Linked DNA regions of Homo sapiens: region 2 is linked to region 1. A link is an interaction called in ENCODE POLR2A ChIA-PET data of the cell type or tissue named here. Cell type or tissue: A673. All regions are shown on one strand. Each heading gives the region's core, and the rest is flanking DNA. Links, peaks and the distances in the headings are about the cores only.

Evidence for each region. Peaks named below come from ENCODE experiments on the same cell type or tissue, not always from the same donor. Only the 100,000 strongest peaks of a DNase experiment are listed, where the experiment ranks them.
Region 2: POLR2A ChIA-PET joins it to region 1 with 7 read pairs; 1 of 35 experiments calls an interaction of 5 or more read pairs at or near these places.

The regions. Positions count from the first base shown.
Region 1 is chr2:161,606,506-161,614,801 of GRCh38, reverse strand. No RefSeq gene overlaps it. Among named protein-coding and RNA genes, the nearest start is that of SLC4A10, 14 kb to the left of the region's middle. In A673, for the core only: no CTCF peak of the experiment used is centred there; DNase peaks (open chromatin) are centred at 3,141 and 4,681.
Region 2 is chr2:160,476,344-160,484,639 of GRCh38, reverse strand. The region is part of intron 1 of RBMS1 (RNA binding motif single stranded interacting protein 1); the gene reads left to right. Among named protein-coding and RNA genes, the nearest start is that of RBMS1, 13 kb to the left of the region's middle. RefSeq lists an enhancer at 7,363-7,862. In A673, for the core only: no CTCF peak of the experiment used is centred there; no DNase peak of the experiment used is centred there; H3K27ac peaks cover 26 bases.

The DNA.
Region 1 (8,296 bases), core at 2,721-6,720:
AAATCACACAAAGCAAGAAAGAGTGATTGTAAGATTAATACTTTATTGTTTTAATATGTCATTTTTATTTTAAAATTACAGTTGAATCTAAAAGCATGATATTCTCCCCCAGTAAACCAGGTCTATAGAAAGCAAACCTATTCAGACTATTACTGACTCAATGAAAAAAATTATCCTCATTAAAATAAAATTTATTTTTATTCAAAAAATTATTATTTAAGCACTTTTTATGTGCCAGATACTTCATACTCACTGTCCTGGGAACTGGGGATATAGTAGGGAAATAAAACATTCAAAAATACTAGTTGGAGGAAGGGAAATGAGGCAGTCAAAGAATAAATAGGCATATGAGCAAAACATATAACATGTGAGATGATGATAAGTGCAATGAAGAAATACAAGGTAAGAAAGGAGAAAAAGGAGGGTCCCTACTTCCGATGTTAATTAAGGTAGCCAGAGAAAAACTTGCTGTGGTGACATCTGAGTAAAGATCTGAGGGAAGTGAAGTAGTGGGCAATGAAGCTATATGGTTGAATCAGTTTTCCAGACAAGGAGAACAAGTAAGAATAGACAGAGCAGAGTAAGGGAGGAAGCAGAGAAACCAGTAAAAAGCAAGAAATGGTAAAGACCTGAAGCAGGTGAGAAATGGTAGAATTGTGGATGTGTTTCTGCAGGTACAGCCAACCGTATTTGCTGAAGGATGCAATGTGGGATAAAGGAGAAAAAGAGAAATCAAGGATGATGCCAAGGTTTTTGGTCTGAGAAAGTTGAAGGATGGCATTTCCATTGCCTGAGACAGATGAGTACTGAGAACTTATATGTAGAAACAAAAAAGTTGTTGTGGACTTTCACAAGAGCAGTTCAACAGAGTGAGAGAGGACAATTTAAGAAACAATAGGATGAGAGAAATTGGAGTATCAACAATTGTACTCCAGAAGATTGGAAAAGAGGAACAAAGAATTAGGGCAGGAGGTAGAGGGAGAAATGGGCTCAGAAAAAGAAATTAGTTATTGTTTACTTTGCAATCTACACAAGTAAAATGAAAATATGTAGATTATCTTGTTTTCTCAGGTTGTTTCACCATATCCTATTTGTGTTTCTTTTTACTTCCCTGTGAATAGCAAGTTAATATAACAATTACTATTGGACTCATTCAAGTCAAATTACAACAGCATAACAATAATGTCTCAAAATACTTCAAGAACATGTACAAAATAAACAGCAAATCATTTTTAGCAGCAAATCATTTTTTTTCCACTAGAACATCCACTGGGAAAAGAGTTTAGTGGTGTAATCAGCAATAAATAGGAGTTATTTCCTTTATTAAAATGCCTGATTACATAAGAAGGACACAAATATTTTTAAACTGTATCATGGTATCAGTTCTCTCACCATGAAATGTTAATTCCTGTGGTCTGGTAGACATAGATCTGCTGGAGAAAGGAAGCAAAGAATGCCATTCAGCTGAATGAATGAACGAACCATTATGGTAAACTAAGTATAATTCCCAGAGTCAGGTCAGGACATCAGGGATAACAACAATGCAGCTCTCTTCATGAAAGCATGGAAGAATTTTTAGGTGTGTTTTTCCACCAAGAGGAAAAACAGATAGTGATTTGGGGCTTCATTCAAAAGATTCCACTACCGTCTATGTTCTATGATAGTATAGACTAAATCTGTCTTGTTCCCTGTTTTCCCAGGGTCTATCATGCTGCTGAATGCATAATAGGAATTCAATAAAATTTTTCAATAAGTGAATGAAAGCCTGAAAAAATCAGTTAAATGAATAAATGAATGAATGCCACCTTAACTCTATGGAACTATAATAGATGATAAATCACAGGCACAGTCAAGAGTCTCATCTGATAAATTGCTTCTACAATACATAACCACCACAACTTACCCATACCACAAAAATAGAACACTTTAAAGACTACCCATATGGTATCTATTTTGATTACCCAAACAAGATATTATTACTGACTTCATTGATATGGCTGGTGAAGAAAAACTTAATTTGGCCTTCTTCATTTTATAAAACTAGCACAGGGGGGTTTCCATCAGTTGCTGTTCTTAAGAATAAGACATATTTTGAGAGAATCTTCATGAAGAAATCTGTGAAGTCACGATAAATATGAATATTGGTGTTGAAGATTCAGATGTGTAATGTTTAAACAATGTAAACTGAATTCATCTTTAGCCTGACTGTGCCCTGCTAGAACAAGAGAAAGATGTCCTAGAACAAGAGAAAGATGTCCTACATATCCATTCATATTAGCCACATAGTGTTATTTATGAATAAATAACACAGAGTTTTAGAAGTATAATGTTCAATATTTCCATTTTCTTGTCTGAGTAATGGAGATTCAACCATACCTGTGGGTGTGGATGAGAATTCCTCTGAAAGAATTCTGTTAGCCATCATGGGGCAGGCTTTGGAGTGGGCATGAAAAGGAGTTTCTCTGAAATAATAGTTGAGGATTTAGGACTCTGGGTCCAGGATTCCTATAGATTCTCTTTGGTGGGAATTGAGCTTGCCCTGACACGTGATACCACATGTGAACAAATTAATATGAGGAAACAGCTTGGACAATTATGAGACTGTCTTTAATCATCACTGTATCTCTGGAATAACAATGATTGAGAGTGTGGACAACTGGAAGGGTGCATAAAGAACCAATAAGACAGATTAATGGAAGATACTAAAATTCTTTTGGTAGTCTCACACATTAACTCAGTGAAGGAAACCAGCAGAAAAAAATGTAACTACCCTATCTATGGGATGAAAATTTGTAGTAATATTTTGGATCTCATACTGAAAATGTATTGTTTTGCCAATCATGAAGATCAGTCCTTTCCTTCTAGAAAATGTCACACCTAACCTTTCATTCAGTCAGACTTTATTGGTTCAGGGATGGGCATCTGATCCCATGTGTACCAATCAGTATCAGTGCTCTTTCCCTGGATTCTTCAACTTGGTAGGAGACATACCTAGTCTCCAAACCTCTCTGATGGAGGAAATTTAAAGTTTTAGAGCAAGTGGAGACCATGTCTCTCACCAGAAGAAAAATCCCTGGGGGACAATGAATCTAAATCACAGAAAATAACTGAGGATAAATGTAATGAGTGACAAATGATAATTACTGCTGAGATCTAGACACAATCCAGCACTTCCTGTGGTTTGATCACCAAAGCCAATAATCCTTTTTCCTAAGCTAATTTAAACTGGATATCCGTCTCTTACAATCAGAAGAATCCTGCCTAATAGAGGCATTAAAGGAAAGTGTCACTTCATTTTATTGCCACAGACTGGAAAGGTCCAGAAACATGCTGATTACATTTTTATAGGAAAACTGAAACTCAAAGAACTTAAGTGTCTTGCCCCCCAGGTCAAAATGACCAGCAAACAATTCTGATTCCAAAGCCAATCACCCTTCATTAACCATTACCCTATGATAAAATTTCTATAGTACGGACATGTTGATAGTTATGGAATATTTATAAAACATATTCCAAAGACTTGACAACTGATGAGTTTGGAGTTTGAAGAACTACATTATCTAGCAAATGGGCTAATCTTACAAAACTGATTAAGTTTCTATTCAATGTAATTTTCTAATAAAGGATTGGTAGTACACATCATACTTGACCTGGAAGCTTTTTATTCTCAATAAATACTTATTACTTGTTTTTCATTCTGGAAGCTTTTTATTTTCAACACATAGTTATTCTTTTTATACTCCTCAAATACTTATTTAGTGTGATAACTCTGTGCAAAGATAAAACACTAAACCTTTCTCAATTTATTCTCCCAAAAAAATAAACAAAACTGGTGCTCTGTGCATATGAGCCACTTGGGATTCTTGTTAAATGTAGATTCCAGTTTAGTAGCTCTGAAATGGGAGCTGAGATTCTGTACTTCTCAAAAGATCCATGGTAATGCATTACTGCCGGTATACAAGCTACATTGTGACAAGCAAAGTGCTAGATACTCTGGGAAATAAAGCAATTAACGCATGCCAGATTTTTACCCTACGCCAGATTCCTATGCCTCCAGATCTTTGAATGGCTTGCTCCTTCTCACCACTCAGGTCTCAAGCTGAAATTCAGTCCTCAGAGAGGTGTTCCCTGAACACTCTCTAAACAACCCAAATCTGAATTTGCATTATTCATTTTTTTTATTTACTGTTTCTTCCTAGAAAAATATAAGCTCCACTTCCACTTCCAGTCATTATGGAGTGACAGTGACCCAATTTGCCCTACTGCATGAAACTATTAATACATAACACTTGGACAAAATATATGAAACAATGGTTTTTGGACATTTGACATAAAGGAATGCAGAACCGTAATCCCTGAATGCAAAATACAAACTGAGCTCTCTGAGTGCCCCAGCTGCTACGCCTGTAGTACAAGAAAAGGAAATCCAGGCAGACTTTGATGCTCTTCTTGAGTTGAAGAGATGAAGCTGGGAGTCCAGACAGGCCCAGGTTTAGCAAAGCAGATACCAAAGAGAAGAGAGATGCACAGAGAGAGAGAGATGCAAAGGATCTCTCCAGTCTTCAGCTCCATAATGCTAAACACTGGTGTATGAAGAAACTACTTGAATGGGGTGGAGATGGGGCATTGAAGAAATCACTTGCACAGAGCAAAGGAAGCAAAGGAATTATCATAATCCTCAGGACTCAAGCAGTGCCAGGAATACTAATGTTCCCATCAGCCGAGTGGAAAACCCTGCAAATCACAGGACATTGGCTAGACTACTCAGAAATTTATTGCCTCAGGAATAAGGAAAATGAGGCCTAGTCTAAAGGCTTCTCTGTTTCTAACTAACCAAGCCTAATAGCAATGTTTGAAAAGATCAAGCTACTTCCAAGTAACTTAACTGTATCATGAAAAAAAAAGAAGCTCCAGAATATTTATAGGAATAAAAGAATTTTCAGTACTCGATAGAGTACAATGCACAATTAGTTTAGCAACTACTAAAAAATTATCTGGCATACATACTGTCCAAAGCAATTTATAGATTCAATGCTATCTCTATCAAACTACCAATTCCATTCTTCACAAAAACTAGAAAAAAACTAATTTAAAATTCACTTGGAAACAAAAAAGAGCCCAAATAACCAAGACAATCCTAAGCGAAAAAAACAAAGCTGGTAGCATCACACTACCTGACTTCAAACTGTACTACAAGGCTGCAGTAACCAAAATAGCATGGTACTAGTATAAAAACAAACACATAGACCAATGGAAAAAAATAAAGAGCCCAGAAATAAGGCCACACACCTTCTTCAACAAAGCTGAAAATCAATCTGATCTTCAACAAAGCTGAAAAAAAAAAAAAACAAGGAAGGGGGAAAGGACTCCCTGTTAAGCAAATGGTGCTGGGATAACTGGCTAGCCATATGGAGAAGATTGAAACTGGATCCCTCCCTTACATAATATACAAATGTTAACTCAAGATGGATTAAAGACTTAAATGTAAAACTCAAAACTATAAAAACCATGGAAGACAACCTAGGTAATATCATTCTGGACATAGGAAAGGGCAAATATTTCATGACAAAGACACCAAAAGCAATTGTGACAAAAGCAAAAAATGGCAAATAGTATCTAATTAAACTGAAGAGCTTCTTCACAGCAAAAGAAACTATCAGCAGAGTAAAAAGACAACCTACAGAATGCAACAAAAGCAAAACTTGACAAATGGAATCTAATTAAAGCAGAGAGCTTCTGCACAGCAAAAGAAACTATCAACAGAGTAAAAAGACAACTTACAGAATGGGAGAAAAATTTTGCAAACTCCACATCTAACAAAGGTCTAGTATCCAGCACCCATAAGGAACTTAAATTTACAAGGGAAAAAAAAAAAACATTAAAAAGTGGGCAAAGGACATGAACAGACACTTCTCAAAAGAAGACATACATGTGGCCAACAATCATATGAAAAAAAGTTCAACATCACTGACCATTACAGAAATGCAAACCAAAACCACAATTAGATAGGATCTCACACCAGTCAGAATGACTATTATTAAAGAGTAAAAGAATAACAGGCGCTGGTGAGGTTTTGGAGAAAAAGGAAACCTTATACACTGTTGGTGGGAGTGTAAATTAGTTCAGCCATTGTAGAAGACAGTGTGGTGACTCCTCAAAAACCTAAAGACAGAAATACCATTCAACCCAGCAATCCCATTACTGAGTATATACCCGAAGGAATAGAAATCATTCTATTATAAAGACACTTGTATGCATATGTTCACTGCAGAACTATTCACAATAGCAAAAACATGTAATCCACCTAAATGTCCATCAGTGGTAGACTGGATAAAGAAAATGTGGTACATATGCACCATGGAATACTATGCAACCATAAAAAAGAATGAGATCATGTCCTTTGCAGGGACATGGATGGAGCTGGAGTCCATTATCCTTAGCAAACAAATGCAGGAACAGAAAACCAAATACTGCATGTTCTCATTTAGAAGTGGAAGCTAAATGATGAGAACACATGGACACAGAGAGGGGAACAACACAAACTGGGGCCTTTCAGAGGTTGGAGAGTGGGAAAGAGGGAGAGGATCAGCAAAAATAAGTAATGGGTATTTGGCTTAATACCTGGGTAATGAAATAATCTATACAACAAACCCCCATGACACAAGTTTACCTATGTAACAAACCTGCACTTGTACCTCTGAACTTACAAGTTAAAAAAAAATTAAAGAATATCTAAATAAAGGAAGAGACATTCCATGTTCATGAATCAGAAGACTTTGTTAAGATATCTTCTTGTTAAGATGGTAATATTACATCTTATAAATCTAAGGCAATAAATCTAATTGACTTCTTTTAGATAGAAATTTTAAGGCAATTTCTATCAAACTCCCAGGAGGCTTTTTTTTGGCAGAAATTGACAAGGCAAACCTAAAATTCATATGAAAATTCAAAGGAAACAGAATATCTAAAACAGAATATCTAAAATAAAACAAGTAGTTTGGGGTACTTACACATCTTAATCTCAAAGCTCACTCTAAAGCTACAATAATCAAGATAATGTGGTACTGGCATAGGAAGATAGATAGATAGATAGATAGATAGATAGATAGATAGATAGATAGATAGATAGATAAAATAGAATTGAAAGTCCAGGAATAAAGTTAACTTTCATATTATATACGAAACATACTTCTTAAAAGGTGCAAGACAGTTCAATGGGGAAGACAGGGTCTTTTCAACAACTCATTCTAAAACAATTAGATATCTACATGCAAAAGGACTAATTTGAACCCTTGCCTTATGCCATACACGAAAATTAATGAAAAATAAATCATGGACCTGTGTGTAAGAACTGAAACCACAAAACTTCTTAGAAGAAAACATAAGGGCAAATCTTCATGACTTTTGGTTAAGCAACGATTTTTAGATAGGACACCAAAAGAACAAATAATAAAAGAAAAAAATAATGTAGACTTTTTGTGTTCCAAAAGACACTATCAAGCAAATAAAAAGACATGATCTAGACAGACAGAAAACATTTGCAAATTATAGATCTTATAAGGGACTCATCTATAATCTATAAAGAACTCCTAAAACTCAATAAGAAAGGACAAAATATTTGAATCGATATATTCCCCCCAGAAAAGATATGTTAATAGCCAGTAAGCACATTAAAAGATGTCCAACATCCCTAGTCATTAGGAAAGTGCAAATCAAAACCACAGTGACATACCAGTTCACATTCTCTAGAATGGCTATAATCAGAAAGACTGATAATAACAGTTGGAAGGCTGTGGAGAAATTGGAGCACTATATGTTGCTATTGGGACTGTAAAATGGTGCAGACACCTTGAAAAAGTTTGGCAATTTCTTAAAATGTTAAACATAAATTTACCATATAACCCAGCAATTTCACTCCAAGATGTATATCCAGAATTTTACCAACCTAGGTAAGACAATTAGGTATTTCCCCCAAAGTGAAAACATCTATCCACACAAAGAACGGTATCCAAATATTAATAGTAGCACAAGTCATAGTAGGCAAAAAGTGGAAACAACACAAATGCCAGACAGCAACTGAAAAATTATAAACAAAAAGGGGTATTACAATGTAATACTTTTTTATAATAAAAAATGAAGTACTGATACACAGTACAACATGAATGAACCTCAGAAACATTATGCTAAGTGAAAGAAGTCACATACAAAAGACCACATGCGGTATGATTCTACTTATACAAAACATCCAGTAAATTCAAATCTAGAGACAAAAAGTAGATAAGTGATTGCCTAAGAC
Region 2 (8,296 bases), core at 1,979-5,978, 1.1 Mb after region 1:
CCGGGCCTCCCAAAGTGCTGGGATTACAGGCGTGAGCCACCGCGCCCGGCCAATGCTTCGTAACTTTTTAGGGAATCCCCAGACCCTAGACCTCCTTGAGAATCCGATGATGGCGTACATTTTTTTGTTGTTGTTGTTGTTGTGACGGAGTCTCGCTCGCTCTGTCGCCCAGGCTGGAGTGCAGTGGCGCGATCTCGGCTCACTGCAAGCTCCGCCTCCCGGGTTCACGCCATTCTCCTGCCTCAGCATCCCGAGTAGCTGGGACTACAGGCGCCCGCCACCACGTCCGGCTAATTTTTTGGATTTTTAGTAGAGGCGGGGTTTCACCGTGTTAGCCAGGATGGTCTCGATCTGCTGACCTCGTAATCTGCCCGCCTCGGCCTCCCAAAGTGCTGGGATTACAGGCATGAGCCACCGCGCCGGCCTATGGCGTACATTTTTATTAGCCTCAAATGTTTACCTAGAATCAGCCTGTGGAGCACAGGTTAAGAATCTTACCCAGGGTGGGGAGCAGTGGCTATGCCTATAATTCCAACACTTTGGGAGGCCGATGGGGGAGGATTGCTTGAAGCCAAGAGTTCCAGACCAGCCTGGGCAACATAGTGAGACACCGTCTCTTAAAAAAAAAAAAAAAAAAGAATTTTATCCTGGAAGGAAGACAAATACTGAACAAATCTATGCTTAAGAGGATGAATCAGACAGACCAGAGATCCCTTCATGTTTTTTTTCTGGGTTGTAGCTCAACAGACTCTGTGATGAAGAGCTGCACAAAAGCCAGTGTCCTGCAGAGTGGGCTTGGGTGGCATGAGGTCCATACCCCTATCCAGCAAGGGTCTGAACAGTTTCAAAGTGTGTTTACTTTCTCTCTTCTTCACTCCTGTTCTCCAATTTGCTTCTTGTACTCTTAGAGTTAAGCCACTCTGGACTGACTTCTGTCCACTAACAGGTGTGTGTGATAGTGGTAGATGCACCAGTGTGACCATCGTATAAGCTACTCCCACTCCATCTGCCGGAATCAGGGACCAAGTGGGTCTGACAAAATTTGGCTAAAAAATCTTTACTACCTCTTAATGCTGTAGATTATGATTAAGTATTTGCTAACAATTGCCCCTGATTTGGGTTTTCTCTTCTGATTCTTTATCCAATTTTATATGGAAATTTTAAATAAAATTTTATTTGGTAACGTATAAGTGTGCTATGGAACCATAGACATGATGTAATACTTTGAACAAAAGTACTTAATTAGCATAATAGGAAGTATTTTTATGATAAATGTATACTCCTAATGAGATTGAAACTTAAATGTGATAAAGTCAAATAGCAAGCAGTTTACATTTTTTTCTTAACCCATACTAAAATTGAAAATTACTTATAACCATTTTTTCTACTTTTTGAATACTAATTATTCTTTACCTAAAAAATAATCACAAAAAAGTTGTGTTTTTTCAATTGGCAAAAACCTAAAAAAAGATGTGTTTCTTATTTGGTAATTGTTTATCAGACTTTAAGTTTAGCAGAAGAAATCTTTAACCTTGATTTTGTTTGCTTTTTTTTTTTTTTAAGAGAGATTATTTTTTAACCTACAAATAGGATTTAAAATGACAGTGGGTGATATCTGGTGTTCTTTTCTACCTCTCTCTGTCTCTGTCACAAAATTCAAATACATGTTTCAGCAGTACAGGATGTTCTTCAGTACACATCCTTTGAGCCTTCAAAATTTGATTTGACTGTGTGGTCTGACGATAGCATGTTGAGATAAGTACATTGTGATAGTAATCTGTGCCTGAGCCCTAATGAGCATCTGCTTTCTAGGGCGCCACAACAGCACCTTTCTTTGTTTCCTCTTCCTTTGCTTCTTTGATTTGAATCTTGTTAAATCCTGCAAATGGGTCATTTTTGTTTGTTTTTCAGTATGCAAATCCTCCTAGCTCCCTTTTTTGGGGAAAAAGAAGCCAGATATTTTAAATATAAGTGAATGCACTGGGAATTTTAAAGGAGTCTTCAGGAAGTGCACAGCCATAGTTCTTCTATTAGCAAATCAGACATATTATTCTAAAAATCATCTAGTTAAGTTGATACAAATGGAAATACCTGGTCAGTTTAATTAAATTCAGTAAATACTTACTGTCCAGGCATGGTATTAGGCCCTGGAAGGTGTGATATGTAATTAAAACATAGTGTGCATCATCACAAAGTGCAGTGGAATAATTTTATTTGTTTATTTAAAACTTATATAGTGCACAAATTTTAAATCTGTAGGTTGATATACTCATGTAATAACCACTCAGGTGATGATATAACATTTCCAGAACCAGACAGCATCCTCACTTGTACCCACTAAAGGTAACTACTAGTGTGACTTCTATCTTTGTTGGTTGGTTGTATCCATTCTTGTACATCATAAAGATGAAACCATATTGTATGTATCCTTTTCTGTCTGGCCTCCTTAGCTCCTTATTATTTTGGTTTGAGTCATTGATGTTGTTATGTGTGCAGTTGGTTCTTTTTTTAATGCTATGTGTATTGGATTACAGGATATATTGTATCAAAATTTATGTATCCATTATATTATTAATGAGCATTTGGATTATTTCAATTTAAGACTATTTTGAATACAATTACTGTAATTGTCTTGTTCATATCATGTGTTCAACATATGCACTTACTCCTAAGAGAGGAATTTGTAGGTCATAGGATATGTGTATGTTCAGCTTGGGTAGACACTACCAGTTTTCTCCTGCCAGCAAGGCATGAGAAATCTAATTGCTCTATGTCCTCACTAAAACTTGATATTGTCAGTCTTTTAGTTTTAGCCCTTCTGGTGAGTGGATATCTCATTGTGGTTTTAATTTGCATTTTCCTGATGATTAGTGATGTTGAGCACTTTTAAAAATATATTCATTGGCCAATTAGATATCCTCTTTTGAGAAGTCTTTTGCAAATTTTTTGATCATTTTTTAAAAATAACAACTTTATTGGGATATAATTTACATACCATGCAATTCAACTTTTTGTTCACTTTTTAAATTGGGTTGTCTTTTTTATTGGTTTGTAGGTTTTAAAATATATTTTGGATACAATCCTTCATCACACATATGTATGAAAATATCTTCCCTTAATTTTCAGTTTTCCTTTTTACTCTCTGATTGATAGTTTTAATAAATATAAGTTCTTAATTTTAATGAAGTAAAATTTACCAATCTTTTATGATAATTGCTTTTCGTGTCTGTTTAAGAAATCTGCTTACTTTAAGATTGTGAATTTTTTTCTTTTTTTTTTTTACATTTCCTACTAGAAGCTGTGTTTTATCTTTCACATTTAGGCCTGCAATCAATTTCCAATTAATGTTTGTGTTTGGTGTGGATAGCATCAAGATTTGTTATTGTTGTTTGTTCCACCTCGCCCACCCCCGGTGCCCCAGTATGGCTGTTAATGATCCAGCCCAATTTATTGAAAAGACATTTCCTTCTTTGAATTTCATTGTTGCCTTTGTTGTAAACTAGGTGAACATGTTTGTGTGGTTCTTCTTCTGGACTCCTGCTTTTTTTTTTTTTTTTTTTTAAGGCAGTCTCACTCTGTTGCCTAGGCTGGAGTGCAGTGGCGTGATCTAGGCTCACTGCAACCTCTGCCTCCCAGGTTCAGGCAATTCTCATGCCTCAGCCTCTTGAGTAGCTGAGATTATGGGTGTTTGCTACCATGCCTGGGTAATTTTTTTGTATTTTTAGTAGAGATGGGGTTTCGGTATGTTGGCCAGGCTGGTCTTGAACTCCTGGCCCCAGGTGATCCGTCACCTCGGCCTCCCAGTGGATTCTTGCTCTGTTTCATATGTATCCTTGTGTCAATACTAATTACTGTAGCAATATAGTAAGTGCGTATTCTCCAAAGTGGTCTTAACTATTCTAGGTTCTTTGCATTTCCTTATAAATTTTAGCATCGGCTTGTCAATTTCCATAAAAATAAATCTGCTAGGATTTTTACTGGAATCATACTAAATCTATACATCAATTGGGGGAGAATTGATATATTAACACTAATGAATCTTCCAAACTTTAAGGATGGTATATCTCTTATTTATTTATGAATTTACCCCTTTAAGTAATTAATAATAAAACACAAAAGTTATTGTTTTAAGTACTTGTTTCTTAAATACATCCAATGATTTCTTCAAGATCTGTATTATGGTAGTTGGCATAGGTTCTATGAAGAAAATAATTCTTTTGAAGAGAGAGAGTATGTTTGTTATCACAGATCAAAATTAATTTTGAAAAGGAGCTTGCCACTGAAACCTACTCTTTAAGAACAGATGACGTTCTTTTTAATTTTTCTTGCATGCATGTCAAAATATAACTGTATTTCCCCTTTATACTCTTTATTCTCTTTGTTTATTTGATGGCTTTGTTTATTTGATGTTGTTGTGACACCCCATCACCCTGCCTTATATGTTTATAAACATAATAATAAATTGAAAATTAGTTTTTTTTGGAGGATTTTCTGACATCCCTTATGATTTTTTAATATGCCCCTGATATTGTGAAAGCAAAGATTGGGAATTGCTGCTTAGATACCAACTTCTAAGCAATAAAACATGCTGCTCAATGGGCTTCAGTTCCTTCAAATCTTTTCTTAAATGTTTCAAAAATCTTATATATATATGTATTTTTTTCATGCTTTATATTGAAAGTTTTAAGCTTTGATTATTGCCATATTCAGCTAGCCAAAAACAACTACATAGAACCTTCAAAGCGTATTAATTCTGGCTAGGTTAGCCTAGGTTGAGTAGGAGGTTGAATAGATGACTTCTGAAGTTCCTTCAACTCTAAATTTTATGATTCTGGGAATTTATAACATCCAAGAATCACAGAATGTTAGAATGGGAAGGAACTTTAAGATCATCTAGTCTAAGCCACTCATTTTACAGATGAGAAAGGCTACCCAGAGTGTAGAGACAGAAGCAGAGCTCTAGGGAGGCAGAGAGAGGGGAAGTGGCAGAAGGGCCAGAGCTGGGGAGGGTCTGGGCATAACCTCACAGGACTGGTCAATCCATGGCCTGCAGAGGAAAAAGGGAGAAGAGAGACCACACAGGAGCTTCAGCATCACTCCAGGAAACTGATCACAGGTTGGATGGGATGCGAATGGGGCCAGTGGCACCAGCTGGTGTCTGAACAGGAATCAGTAATGGTCACTCTGTCTGAGGTCACCTGGCAGTCAGGGCCGGCCAGACTTTTGTGCTTTCTACAGCTAGCATAGCTGCTTCTCATGGTTTGGCAGAACAGCAGCATCCAGAGCTGATTCTGCCTTGCTCTCATGTGTCTAACCTGTTGTAGATGAGCTGGGTAGCCCAGAGCTGCGCCCTGCTCACCCTCCATGGCCCCTGGCCTATTCATGGCCTTGTTGTGTTTCTGAAGTCTTTCTTTGCCACATTCCTAAAGATTTTTGTTGTTATGGCTGTGGGGCCAAAACCCTCTTCACTTTTTCAGCATGCCTGGAATTTTCCCAGATCGGCTGGATGGACTCTACTTCATTCTTGGTAAAGTTTCTCTATCCTGCCATCACTACCTGTTGTAATTAGTTTGGTCAACAACAACAACAACCCAGTGAGGCTCTGATTAAACACCACCTCTCTCTGTTGAAGCCAACCCTTTCGTTCACCACGCTGATGGGAACCACCTTCCTAATGCCAAGCACTCCACACCGGTCTCTGTTTTTTTCCCTGCGCTATCTGAATACACTTGGCAGGTGGGCAGCCTTCAGGAATCATCATACAATTAGGCTTCAGGAGCTCTGTTTTAGTCAATTATGTGGATAACCTTGGAAAAACAAAATGCACAGTAGGTGGCATCAACAAGCCCGTTGTGCCTTTGGGCACAGCTTTTCCCTCGTGCTGTTTGGATCATATACTCATTAAGTCCACCAGCTGAAAATGTCACAACTGGCTGTGTGCCATGCATTAGGAAAATCAAATACAGGAGAAATTGGGATATATTGAGCAAATAAGAGAGAATGATTTTTCCACAATTTACAAAAGATTTACCAGTAAAAATGCCACCTTAGTTCATTTACATATTTCAAAGATGATTACAGGTCACTAACTCTTTGATAGAAAGTATAATTTAAACTAAAGCTATCAGGAACCATGGCATACTAAAGATTAATTAGATATTAGGAGAAATGGTTTGTGCAATTTCCTAAGTCTTTTGAAAAGGATGAGTTTGTTTTATTACATTTGATTTTCACCCAACTTCTTAGGATTGTATGATTGAGTAAAAGCAAGGTACAATTGTAGCTAGCTTTGTTTGTTTGTTTTTGTTTATTTCTCACTGTTTTAAGCGTCCTTCACCGTGGTTGGTTCAAAACTTTTCTTCCCATAAGTGTGTGTGACCATAACTGGTGAATTCTCGAAGTGTTGGGATACACAGAAGGAAAGGACCGTGGACAATTTAAAATCGTGCTATCTGTAAGGAAACCTAAGTTGTATGTGTACCATTATTATTTGACAAGTGTCATAGTCAAGGAGGTCTCCAGTGAGGAAGTGTGTTTTAAGAATGGGGAGAGACATGCCTTTGTAGACAGCATGCAGTGCCTTTTTGGTAGAGCAATTGGCCCGCTAGGACTAGAAGATTGGTTGGAACTGAGAGAATCATCTTAAACAACATGCTGAGCCAAAACATTTTTTGATGTTAATAATATTCATGTGTAAATAGATTGTTTCAAATCTCTCCGAAAACATAGCGGTAGCTTTGTACTTGGACTTCCTTTACTTGTTTAATTTTCAATGGTGAAAGATGGGCATGATGAACACCTTAAAAGTCATGTGGATTATTTTTCTGAGTTAAAAATGTATACATTCAATCGGAAAGATATAAAGTCTAAAAGGAAAGTGAGGGTCAAATAAGCAGATGAGGAATTATTATCCCTGGAAATACAGGGAATTTTCTTGTTGATACAAGTTTACTTCCTAAAATAAAAGTTTCTGGTTTTAGTACCTTTCATCAAACTTTCTTAATGTATTAGGAAGCTTTTAGCACAGTTTACCCACGTTCTCTAAGAATCTGCAGGCAAATTAAAAAAAAAAAGCCAGGCATGGTGGCATACATTTGTGGTCACAGCTACTTGGAGGCTAACGCAGGAGGATCCATTGAGCCCAGGAGTTTAAGGCTAGTGAGCTAGGATTGTGGCACTGCACTGCAGCCTGGGTGACAGAGTGAGACTCTGTCCCTTAGGGAAGAAAAATGCAGGCAAACTGAAGCAAGTATATAAAATTTTTTTAATTAATTTTTTTTTGTTGTTGTTGTTGAAACAGAGTCTCGCTCTGTAGCCCAGGCTGGAATGCAGTGGTGCAAACACAGCTCATTGCATCCTCAACCTCCTGGGCTCAAGTGATTCTCCTGTATCGGCCTCCGAAGTAGCTGAGACCACAGGCATGCGCCACCACGCCCTGCTAGATACATGCAATTCTGTGTTGGTTGTTTGTCACTCTTAGGCCGCCTGTAAAGTTTCATTCTTTCGTTGCTTAAAAAATGGAGACTGCTTACTAATTTGATTTTTGCTTCTTCTTATATTTTAACTTGCATTAAGTGACATTTCATTTAGACTATGCTGTATAACATTTAATGCTAGGGGAAAAAGACTGAGAAAGTCACAAAATATCAGGAAAGAAAAGGCATAGCATGAGGTTGCATGTGTATTTAGAAATAGTTTTATATCGTACTTTATAAACAGTAATTTGTGTACATGCAGGCTTCCTTTACAAGAACATAAGATCCTTAAAGACAAGAAGTGTGTTTTGGGCCGGGCGCGGTGGCTCACGCCTGTAATCCCAGCACTTTGGGAGGCCGAGGCGGGCGGATCACGAGGTCAGGAGATCGAGACCATCCCGGCTAAAACGGTGAAACCCCGTCTCTACTGAAAATACAAAAAATTAGCCGGGCGTAGTGGCGGGCGCCTGTAGTCCCAGCTACTTGGGAGGCTGAGGCAGGAGAATGGCGTGAACCCGGGAGGCGGAGCTTGCAGTGAGCCGAGATCCCGCCACTGCACTCCAGCCTGGGCGACAGAGCGAGACTCTGTCTCAAAAAAAAAAAAAAAAAAAAAGAAGTGTGTTTTGTTCAGTTTTGTGCCTATTACAATGTTTTGCACATAGTAGGTACTTGGTAAGTGTTTATTGAATTGAATCCATATTTTTTGTTTACCAACATGATAAAGAGGAATATGAGGCACAGACAGAATTCTTTAGTGATGAAATGCTTCTGCTTCAAATACATACGTGATTAGGATAAAAATGAGCTTTTAGCCTAAATTA